Linked DNA regions of Mus musculus: all the other regions are linked to region 3. A link is a contact called in ENCODE Hi-C or POLR2A ChIA-PET data. All regions are on one chromosome and are shown on one strand. Each heading gives the region's core, a stretch centred on a gene start or an enhancer-like site at or near the end of the contact. The rest is flanking DNA. Distances are from core to core; before and after follow the strand shown.

Region 1 (3,717 bases), core at 747-3,246, 36 kb before region 3:
TGAGCCAACTGATGACTAAAGACTGTAGTTCAAAATCTTTTAAAAATAAATTCTCACCTCTTCTATTGAAATACAGTCAATAGCTTAGTTTTAGAAGCAGGCCAAATGAAATGTACTCTCTGCACTTTTAGATGAACGGAGCCACACTCTAAGCACCACAGGGTAGGTTTCCAAGGGATGTGGCAACCTCCACTGAGAGAGGAGCTTTCTGGTAATCAGCTGTGTGACTTTGAAGAGCCACCAGCTCCCTCTGAGCCTGCACTAAGCTCTCTGTAATGTTGACTCTCTGGCTAGATGGAAATCTAGCACGAAAGCCTGTTTCCAAGTACTTGGTTGGACTTGAGAGAGCAATGAGGGCTCTGGTTGTAAGGGATGTCTGTACGCCAGCAGAGAAGGTTCCATCCGCAGCAGGCCCAGAGCCTACACAGTCAGGGCTGGAGGTAGGGCAGAACAAAGGTGCTCTGTCCAGGAGTTGGGGGCCTGGGTTCTGTTCCTAACTGGTTCTGAGAGTTCATGGGTGGTCCCAAGCTCCGTGACTACAACGGACACCTGCGCTAGTGGGTACCCTCATGTTTACAATAGGTTGGGGAAGAGAGGAGTTGAACAACTTCTCATAATGAATGAGATGTCTTTTTTAAAAAGACAAGTTAGTAGATTTCTGTTAACCTTGGTTTCTTCCACAAAACAGGGTTCTGAATGTGTATCTCAGGGTCTATGAGAGTAAATATGCTAAAGTAGCATCTATTATGCTATATAACACACACACACTATACATACACAAATACATATACTGGGGCATAAAGAGATATTCAGAGCACAGCACGGGTCATTGGGGAAGGGGATAAAATGAGAACAGAAGGGAACATGAGTCTCCTACGTACATACCCAGTTCCACAATGGCTGCTAGGCCAGTGGCTTCCAAATGGCCAGTGAAAGAAGAAAATAAAACCCACTTGAGGCCATCCTTTCTGGCTTAAAATTTGTCAGTGGCTTACTTAACTATAGCAGATGCCTTCATCCTCACGGGCTCTTTCTCTCTCAAAGCCCCTCATACAGATCCTCATTCTCTGGATCATGGAGAACTGAAGGAGAGCTCTTCCCTGCTGAGACAACTGTTTCTCTGCTCAATTCACCCAACCTTTTTCTTAGGGAGCTTCCTGTGGTCCAAGGTGGGCTGGCCAGCATCACTCTGTGGAAGCGTCCTGTGGGGTTCATCTCCTTTCAAACTGTGGGTCCTCCATCTCTCCAGCCTCTGCTTCCTCTCACCCATCATGCTCCACGCAGAAGACAGAACCCCATCCTGCATGCTGAAGAGGCAGGGTGTGAGGACTAGATCTGAGAGCTTGCTGTCTGGAGATCTGTTGCCCCCCCCCCCTAGTCAACATTACAGAGAGCTTAGCGCAGGCTCAGAGGGAGCTGGTGGCTCTTCAAAGTCACACAGCTGATTACCAGAAAGGTTCTCTCTCTCAGTGGAGGTTGCCACATCCCTTGGAACCCCCCCCCCCCACAATGCATCTTCATAGAGGACACAGCACCCAGTAGCAGCTAGGTGTTGGATTGAGTAAATGGTGACCCAAGAGAAACCAAAATGGCGGCTACTAAGGCAGGGCTCCCTGGGGAAAACCTCTGGCGAGGTAGAAGACAAGGTGGGAATTCACTGATGAGAAAAACAGTGAGCTCTAGGTCAATTACTGACAATTTACCTAGGGCAGATGAGGAGATGTTGTCTAATTGCGGCTTCACATAACACTCATAAAAACTAGTGATATTGTTGGAAGCAAGTTGAGCCCTGAAAAGAGAAAGCTGAAGGTGGCACAGATCTGTGACATCCAGACACATTCTCCGGGGGAAAGGTTACAAAGTTACTGGGCTAGTGACTAGTCATGAGTCATCCCCAGAGTAAACAGATAACAGGCAAGAAGGTTACATGGTGACAATTCAGAGACCGCTGAACTGTGAAGATTATGTGGGGCCTCTCAGGCTAAGCACTTTCAGAATGTCGGGAAGCCATGGTAACCCTCACAAACATTCCACAGGCAGTGATTGTGACCGCCAGTCTCTCTTCCCCCACTCCCAGTTTGGAATGTACTTTGAAACAGTGGGACCATGTTTTCTTCTTAACTCCTCCCATCATCTGTTCCAGAATCTTCAACAACTACCTCCTTGAATTCACAGGATTACCTGGGATTTAGGAAGTCATGGTATGCTTCATGATGAAACTCTGAATTGGAGGTCATCTAAAAAGAGTTATTCCCTTGTGGCTACATCTCCAAGTCTGTTAAAGGCTAATCCCAAGCCTACATGAAAAGAGATTTATAGTACAGAAAACTGTGCATTTAACTCCCCACTCCATAACTATGGCGTTCTTACCCACAGACCCAATCAACCAATACAACAGAATGTATTTGGACAAAGCATTGCAGCCACGGTGAACATGTATAATTTTTTGGGGGGGTCATGATCCCATAAACCATGAAGTACAACAACAGAATAGTATTTGCACTGTGTGAAGCTTGATAGGGTCTAGAGACCCTTTAGCACATGTGAGAAGATGTAATGAATCATAAGAAAACACTAAGCCATTTTATGTAAGAGACTTAAGCAGCTATGGACTCTGCTATCTACTAGAGCAGGGGTTCCTGGAACTAATCTCCAGGAAGGTGCGGGATAATTAAACTGCACATGAGTCAGGATTGGAAAATGCTTGGTTAGGAAATTCTTAGAGCCTCCCAGCTATGTTCACGAAAATGTATCATGGTGCCTTTCTTTGGGCTGGCTCAGATGGAGTTCCATTGCGTACCTCTTTATCTTCCTAGAGAAGTGGGGGAGCTGAGTATATGCTTTCAGGGGGACTAAGGAGTATGAGACCCTCTGCATGTCCCAAACATTCACTCCCAAGCCAACCGTTGCTCCTTCTACACGCTTTCTTCATTCACTTTGCTGAGTTCTGATACCCATGTGTCTCCCACAAGCTTCTATTCCATCCGGGACTTGTACCCTTCCAACCTTGTTCACAGAACTCTCGGGCCAAACTTTCTGAAGATCTTATGTGTATCACCCCCAGGTGTGATTCTTAACACACATCTGTATGGTTACCTCCTGGCTCAAGATTTTCATGATCTGACCTAGGCCCATGGTTATGGCCTAGCTTAGTGACATTTGTCCTCCCGCAAGTATCTTAGGCTCTCGGCAGGACACACACCCCGCCAAGTCCTTTCTCATTTCCATCTTACTACACCCACACTTTCCTCTACATGGGGAGCTAGGACAGACATTCAAACTCACTCAGAAGGAGACCATATTAACCCATATACAGTAAATGCCAGCTCTAGTTTCAACTCTGAGGCTTTGTCCCCCAGGGTGAACTACCGGGGACTGGTGAGATCTTTTGGGGACTACTGGGAGGTCCTTATGTCATTGAAGCTATGTCCTTGAAGGAGATCGTAGGAACCTAGTCCTCCGGCCTCCTAACCATCAGGTGGGCAGATTAGCTCTGCTTCCTGCTTCAGTCATGTATTGCTTTAACCCAGGCACAAAGCACAGGTGCCAATCAATCATGCAATAGAAACTCTAAAACCCTGAGCCATAAAGAGAGCTCTTCTCTCTTCAAGGTGGTTATCCCAGGTCTTGTAACAGAAAGGTAACACAAGACTCAAACACAAAGTAGCTCAGAGTGTAAAACACATCCAAGCCAGAGGCTCCTCTATCCTGCTCTGA
Region 2 (3,502 bases), core at 539-3,038, 54 kb after region 3:
TCTATAATCTCAACTGTTTGTGAACTTGCTGTCTTGGCTGCTTTCAGGCGAACAGAGCAGCCTCGCTGGAGTAAAGACTACGTTGTCCTCAAGGGCTGATATATTTCCTATCTGGGCTATCACTTAAAGCATTTGCTGAGTCTTAAACTCGATGTGTTTCTTAACCTGGGGCATGTGGCGATCTCTAGACAGACTTGAAATTCCACTGGGATGTTTCTCAATGTTGTGTTTTTATATTTTATATCTGCAATAACCAGGGTTTTAAAAATGAGCATAAACTTGCTCCATGCTCCTTGAATAGCCACCCAGCACTGGGTACGGTGCCTTGTGTTGCACCGTCTCTACCTGAATCTGAGTGATGGTCGTGTTAGAAACACGAGATAGAAAAAGATAAAGACCTCACAAAAAGCTAAGCCAAGTCCCTTTGAGAGCATCCAAGGCTGTGTTTGCCGCCTTATTCATGACTTGAAGGCATCTATCTATCTGCCCTTGAGCTTAGCACTGGAAAAAAAATGTAGGGTTTTTCTCTACTCCCAAGGAATTCTTTGTGGTGTGGCTAAGTCCACTTTCCCTGCTCTAAGGGAAGGAAGGGCAGATTTTTGCTGGATGGGAGACCGATGCAAGCCATGAAACTTTCAATTGGGCAGAGTTTTCTTACTTCTTCCACGTTCGTGCCTGAGTTTTCCCTGAAGTGGTCAGCGGCTGCTTTTTATTCTATCTGGATACAGGAATTTCTCCTCTTCACTCCCAAACAGCACTGTGGCTCTCAAAGAGAATGTGAAGCTGGGCTTCACCATCCATTTAAGATAGAATCCTTGAGTTAATTATGAACTCTTGGTGGTGGTGGTGGTGGGGTCTATATATAGAGATCCAATCTAGTTCAAGAAGTAAGATGGAGGAGATCAAACCAGACAGGCATATAAAAAATCTGGGGTCAACAAAGAATAAAAGTGACTGCTACAAAGCGGGGCTTTTGAGGGAAGAAAGAAGAACCTGATTTATAAAACTTGAAACCCAGGGCAAGGCAATCGAAACACTGACTTCTCTAAAGTACAAAAATTCATGTGATATTTCAAGCCAGGTACCTATTTGGAAAAGCTGACATTTAGCCTTGTGTGGCCAAGATACCATCTCTGGTTACAAACTGTAGTGTTCCTTTTGGGAAGAATTACTTAGCAGGAGACAACAAAATGATTCATATCCTCACACCCAGTAATTGTACCTCAAGGAATTCTCTTCTCATGGAAACAGTGTGTGACAGTTTACTCCATTAATCCCATCACTCCATGCAAGAGGCAGAGACAGACACTTGCGATTCTAAGGATAGCCTGGTCTACATAGAGAGAGATCCTATCTTTTTATTAATTGTAGGACAGTGGTTAGTAGTAAATTATACTAGTCTAGTCTTATAAAACTATTAAATCAAATAATTATAAAGAACATGTACACATATTAGGGAATGTGCTATCATGTAAAGCTAAGCAAAGGAGCATGTTTGTTCAGATATTGCATATGAGGGGTGGTATGGAAGGAGAAATAGTTTAACAGAAAGTCTGATTGTGTTAATTGGCTTTCTGCCACTTACAAATGGGGGGGGGGGGGTTCGGCCAGAGAGGAGGAGTGAGGTTTGCTCGGGCTCTAGTTTCAGTTCAGAGTCACCTGGCTTGGCTGCCTTTGTCTGTGGTAGCATAGTTGTCGAGGGAGGACTCATGGTAGGCTGCTGGCTTCACAGTGGGCACAGGAGGAGCGGGAAGAACTAATAATAGTCCTTTTAGTGACGTCCCAGAAGCCTCCCTTCTTTCCACTCTGCCCCACCCCTAAAGGTTCTGTCACTTCCCAGTGGCCTCACAGTTTGCAACCAAGCCTCTAGCAGATGGACCTGTGGGAAACACTTCTAAAAATAGCAGGGACACCGTGAGTAACACTTGAATGCTTCCTCTTTGAGATGGATGAGGATAGCTAACTAATTAAAAATGCTGAACTGGAGAGAGAGAGAGAGAGAGAGAGAGAGAGAGAGAGAGAGAGAGAGAGAGATTGCCTAGCATGTGATTCCTAATACTGCCAAACCAAAACAACCAAATAAACAAAGACACAAAAGAGACAAAAAGTTCAGACAGGAGCAAAAATCAAGATAAATAAATAGAGAGATAAACATATAAATAAAGTACTTCAGAGGCCCTTTTGTGAACCCAGAGCCACCACCTATCTCTGCTGCACAGAAGTGCCTTGTCTTAAAAGCCCTTTGTGGCAGGTCCTATTATTGGCCCCATTTTTCAGATGAGGACTAAAGAGAAGAAGGAACTTGCCCATGCCCACATAGCTAATTAACGGCAGAGCCGGGAATGAAGCCAAAGCTCTGACTGAGGGCCACTGAGGCTGTTCCTTGGCAACCAGGCAGAACAGTCAACCCCTTAGAGACACCCCTCCCGCAAGAGGACTCTGGGGATGTGTAGGTGTTGGTGATTACATGAGGTTGAGTTTGCATTTTGCCTTTTCGTCGTACAACCCAGAATGCTTTTGATGAGAGGAAACTAGGAACAGACTTGTGGTACATACAGCAGCCTTAGGAGATCTGCTATCTCACAAGGATGTCACATCACACAAAGTCCAGAAGTTGGGCTGGCTGTGGGTTTGGACAGACCCTTGGGGTTGTCTTTCAAGCACATGACCAACCATATATCTTCTCTTTGCCCCTTCCTTTAGCCATCCTTGGCGTTCTCTCTCTCTGCATGTGTGCACACATGCATGTATATATGTGCGTATGTACACATGTGTGCAGAAGCCTGTAGTATGTAGAGCTGGAGGCTAACATTGGACCACTTCCCCTACCACTCTCTACATTCCCTGTCACTGAACCTGGAACGTATGTATTCAAGGCAGGCTAGCCAAGGAGCGACCTAGAGCCACACCTGTCTACTCCCTGGCGTGGACATGCTGCTTTTTGTATTGATATTGCAAGCTCTGGTCCTTATCCTTATGCGACAGGCCTTTATTGTCTGAGCCATCTCCCCCCAGCCCTTGGCACAGTATGCAACATACAGGTGTTAGAGGATGGAGAAGGGTCTCTCTCTCTCTGTCTGAGATGCTTCCAGAAGAGGGAAACTCTAGGACCAGTGATCTTGCTGAACGTGTTTTTCTTGGGACTGCAGAAGTCTGATTGTTTCCCAAAAGCACCGTGTTCATGGACACCAGAGAGACCACCGCCATGCTTTTCTTCTTATACCTGATTTGCCTGCATTTCTGTTTCCTCAACTGTGAAATGGTCAGTGCCTGACCAACGGAGGATGCCTAGTATTTATTAGTTGCACGCATCTTCAGTGTTCTTAGTGAAAGCACAGGCCTTTGTTCTCAGAGATGTAAACTGCAGTCTGCTTAGTTCCCTCTCCCTCCTGTCCTTAACCTTCGGTGAAAGGAATACAGGGTAATGAACAAGGTGCTGATGTGCTACAGATGTCAAGTGTTCTATTCCCGAACCTCTAGTCTTATCTGGAATCTTCCCCCC
Region 3 (3,305 bases), core at 475-2,974:
ACTCAGAAATCTGCCTGCCTCTGCCTCCAAAGTGCTGGGATTAAAGGCGTGCAATACCACTGCCCGGCTTCATTTTACATCTGAACTCAGATTCCTTCGTTCATTAGAAAGAGCCACAGCTGCTTATTCCACTATGTCAGCAAATAGGTCTGCCACCTTGAGAAGGAAGAAATGATCTACTTTGAGCATAAAATAATTGCCTTTAATGCCAACTTGGGCAGTGGCTCCCTGCCCTGACCCAGTAATAAAACCTCATAGGGGAAACAGATTCCTGCGAAAAATATGGTTCCCATTCTATGGCGCCTTGGCATTTTGTCCCCTCCAATCATAGCTAAATGCTCTAGTTCCCCAAAAGAAGGAATTTTAAGGGTTACCTCAGCCTGGGGCTGTGTACAAAGCTCTGAGTAGTTTGACGCCATGGCTTCTCTGCCACAATTCTGCTTGGTTTAACAAGAATTCCGGTGTGATGACTACACAGCCAGCTTTTCCCCTCAGTTAATCAAACCAACATAATTTCTTTGCTAAAAGGCATTGCCTCATCAAGTCTGCGTTTCCAGACAAACCCAAGCTTCGGCTGGACTTCCCCATAATCGTATGGGCTAATAGATTCCAGGCGCCTTTGCAAACCAGTTCTTCGCAACGATGCAAACCCACACAAGCCTTGGATGGTTCAAAGTCACAGGCCTGACATTTTCTGGAGCAGATAACTTGGTTTCCTAAAGGAAATCTCTGCACTTAAGGTACACAGTTTACTTAAGATTCCAGGGGTAAAGCTTTAATACACAGTCTGGGAGCAAAGAACCTCGGGCACTAAGCTGGTCGCTACAGTTACAGCATCATAATGCGCCAGAATCCATACGGTGAATTATAGGCAGTAACGATGCACTCAGCTTTGGCTGAGGCGGCTTCAGTTTGCAAGAGAAAGAGGAGGGTGAAGAGAAATGTAGCTCGGAATCTCACGCCCTACTTTTATACCATATATATAATATATATGTACACACACACACACACACACACACACACACACACACACACAGGGAGAAGAGACAGACGATCACAAAAAGGGTGGAAAGAAAAATCTTAGCATGGGGGTGGGGAGAGAGTCCAGGGGCGGAGCCTGGAAGCTGTGGATAAGTGGCATTCTATCATTCGTTCATCCTTTCGTTCATTCATTCACTTAGTAGGCTCCCAGCCCAGTTGGCTTCACTGGCCCCTAAGATGCAGCTTTTAGCCTTTTTCAAGGACGATGGCTCCTTCTCTTGGGGAGTCTCCACCAACCAGAGCCCTCTCCGCCCACGAGAAAGCAGAGCAGTCTGCGCCCCCCAGAGCCCCGCTGGGTCCCCCAGCCTGCGGGACCCCGGAGGAGGGGCCGGGAGGCCTGGCTCCGAGCCCACGGCCCGCCCGCCCCGCCCCGCTCCGCCCCGCGGGTCCTGCCAGCTCGGCCCGGCCGGCGCCGCCCCCGCCTTACCAGGGTTTTGGCTACGTTTCCCCTCTGGGTGATGTTTTTGCTGTGCTTCTCGTTAGCCATCCGGATCCGCTGTTTGGCCACCATGGCTTGGGCGCTTGGGGATGCTCTCGACTCCCACCTGCAACGATGGCCGGGGTGAGCCGTAGCCGCAGCGCCCCGCGGCTTGCCCGGGCGCTGCAGGTGGCAAGGCACGGCCGAGCCCCGCGCACCCCGCTCCCGGAGCCCCAGCCAGCCGGCTCCAGAGAGAGGCCAGCGCGCGGACGGAAGTAATCTCTCATCTCAGGAAACCCTCTCCGACTTCCTCGCCATCCTTCCGGTCCCCCCAGCTACCTACCCTGCGCGGCCACCGAGGCAGGAGGCGGGAAGCGAGAGGCGGGCGCTGACACAGCGCCGCGCGCCAAGCCCAAGGGCACCGTGGCCCGGGGTGTCCGGGTCCTGAGATCGAACGCTGCGGGGCATAGGGTTCGGGCGACCCGGCGTTTGTGCGTGCGTGGGGGGTGGGGACGCAGCCGCACCCAGCCTGGTGACCTCTGACTGTTTCCTGACCACCTCGGGACAGGCAGGGATTGGGGCGCTGGTGCTTCAAGCTGAAGGCTAGACCCTAGGCATCGAGCGCTGAGTCTCAGAGCTGAGCCTGGCCAGGTTTGGGTAGTACTGTTGGGAAACACCCCAAAAGAACCTGCCCTTTAGGTGTCTGAGGAAACCCCACTTGGCAAGTTGGGTTGTGCAAAAAGAGACCCTTTGTGACATGGGACGAAGAGCCAAGAAGCCTCTTTCTGGTCCCTGAAAAATGTGGATGAGGGTGGAGTTGGACCAGACCTCACCTTGGCAGTGGTGGTCATCACACTAGCAGATTGCCCCAGAAACCACTGAGTGCATAGAGGGCAAAGGGTTCATGAGCCTACAGTACAGGAAGAATGGATGGCCACTGCCCATAACCAAAGTGTTGACCAGGCTTGGACTCTTATCCCCCACTGCCCCACCACCACTACTGTCTTGGGGCATCTTGGACCTTCAGGCATCCCTGTTCTATGGGGTACTAAGTGTGAGCTCCCAGACAGCATTGGGAGTTTCTCTGCAGTGAAAGGACAAAAATCAATATTTGAATATCCAGATGCTGACCCCGAGATTTAGCTAGGGGAGGAGTGGGGGCTGAACCGCTTATCTTTCCTCAACAAATATGGCTCCTTGGAGCTCAGGAGGGACATCTGGAGAAGTGGGAAGAGGTGGTCCAGGGTTAGGACAATACAAAATAGCACTCAAGGGTAAGGAGTGAGAGCTGTGTAGACCAGATATGTCGGATGCATCTCTGATCCTATCTATCTGTGCCTGGAGGATGCTTCAATAGGCTCTGGTATGGGTAGAATTTCTTATGTGGGTAGAAAGCTAGGAAGAGCTCTTTAGGATACGGTTTATCTTAGAGTTTCTGTTGGGATGAAACTCAAGCAGGGCAGAAACCTGGAAGCAGGAGCTGATGCAGAGGCTGTGGAGGGTGCTGCTGACTGGCTTACTTTTTCTGGCTTGCTCAACCTGCTTTCTAATAGAATCTGGGCCCACCTGCTCAGGGATGGCACCACCCACAATGGGCTGGGGCCTCCCCTTCAATCTGTAATTAAGAATATGCCTTACAGCTGGAGCTCATAGTCTCATTTCTCAACGGAGGCTCCTTCCACTCTGAAGACTCCAGCTTGGGTCAAGTTAGACAAAACCAGCCAATATACCCTTCTATCAACTGGTTAGAAATCTCTTCACTTGAATGAGCAGCTACTGGCTTCATTAACAGTATGAGCAGCCACCAACATCACAGGACCACTTAAGTCTGACCTATTCTGGTCCC

The links. Hi-C counts contacts between places; a loop is a spot of excess contacts on that map. ChIA-PET counts read pairs that join two places held with the same protein, here RNA polymerase II (POLR2A).
Region 1: a map of heart shows a loop between it and region 3 (2.0-fold over the local background). The contact joins the promoter of 4930444M15Rik here to the promoter of Serp2 in region 3. A Hi-C loop is called at or near these places in 10 of 37 maps with a recorded cell type or tissue (adrenal gland, heart and left cerebral cortex). POLR2A ChIA-PET finds 5 or more read pairs at or near these places in 5 of 5 experiments (Patski and embryonic stem cell).
Region 2: a map of left cerebral cortex shows a loop between it and region 3 (4-fold over the local background). The contact joins the enhancer-like site here to the promoter of Serp2 in region 3. A Hi-C loop is called at or near these places in 4 of 37 maps with a recorded cell type or tissue (gastrocnemius and left cerebral cortex). POLR2A ChIA-PET finds 5 or more read pairs at or near these places in 3 of 5 experiments (Patski and embryonic stem cell).

Annotation. Positions count from the first base shown.
Region 1 is chr14:76,518,859-76,522,575 of GRCm38, forward strand. 4930444M15Rik (RIKEN cDNA 4930444M15 gene) reads right to left here and starts at 1,997. Exons shown (of 4, transcript NR_045660.1): 1 at 1,704-1,997; 2 at 996-1,307.
Region 2 is chr14:76,608,837-76,612,338 of GRCm38, forward strand. No RefSeq gene overlaps it. Among named protein-coding and RNA genes, the nearest start is that of Serp2, 54 kb to the left of the region's middle. Within about 2 kb of position 1,789, at least 3 of the 3 ENCODE cell types and tissues checked have a DNase peak (open chromatin) inside an H3K27ac peak, as active enhancers do; they include gastrocnemius and left cerebral cortex, where a contact is called at or near this core.
Region 3 is chr14:76,554,963-76,558,267 of GRCm38, forward strand. Serp2 (stress-associated endoplasmic reticulum protein family member 2) reads right to left here and starts at 1,725. Exons shown (of 3, transcript NM_001160326.1): 1 at 1,469-1,725. The coding sequence starts at 1,552.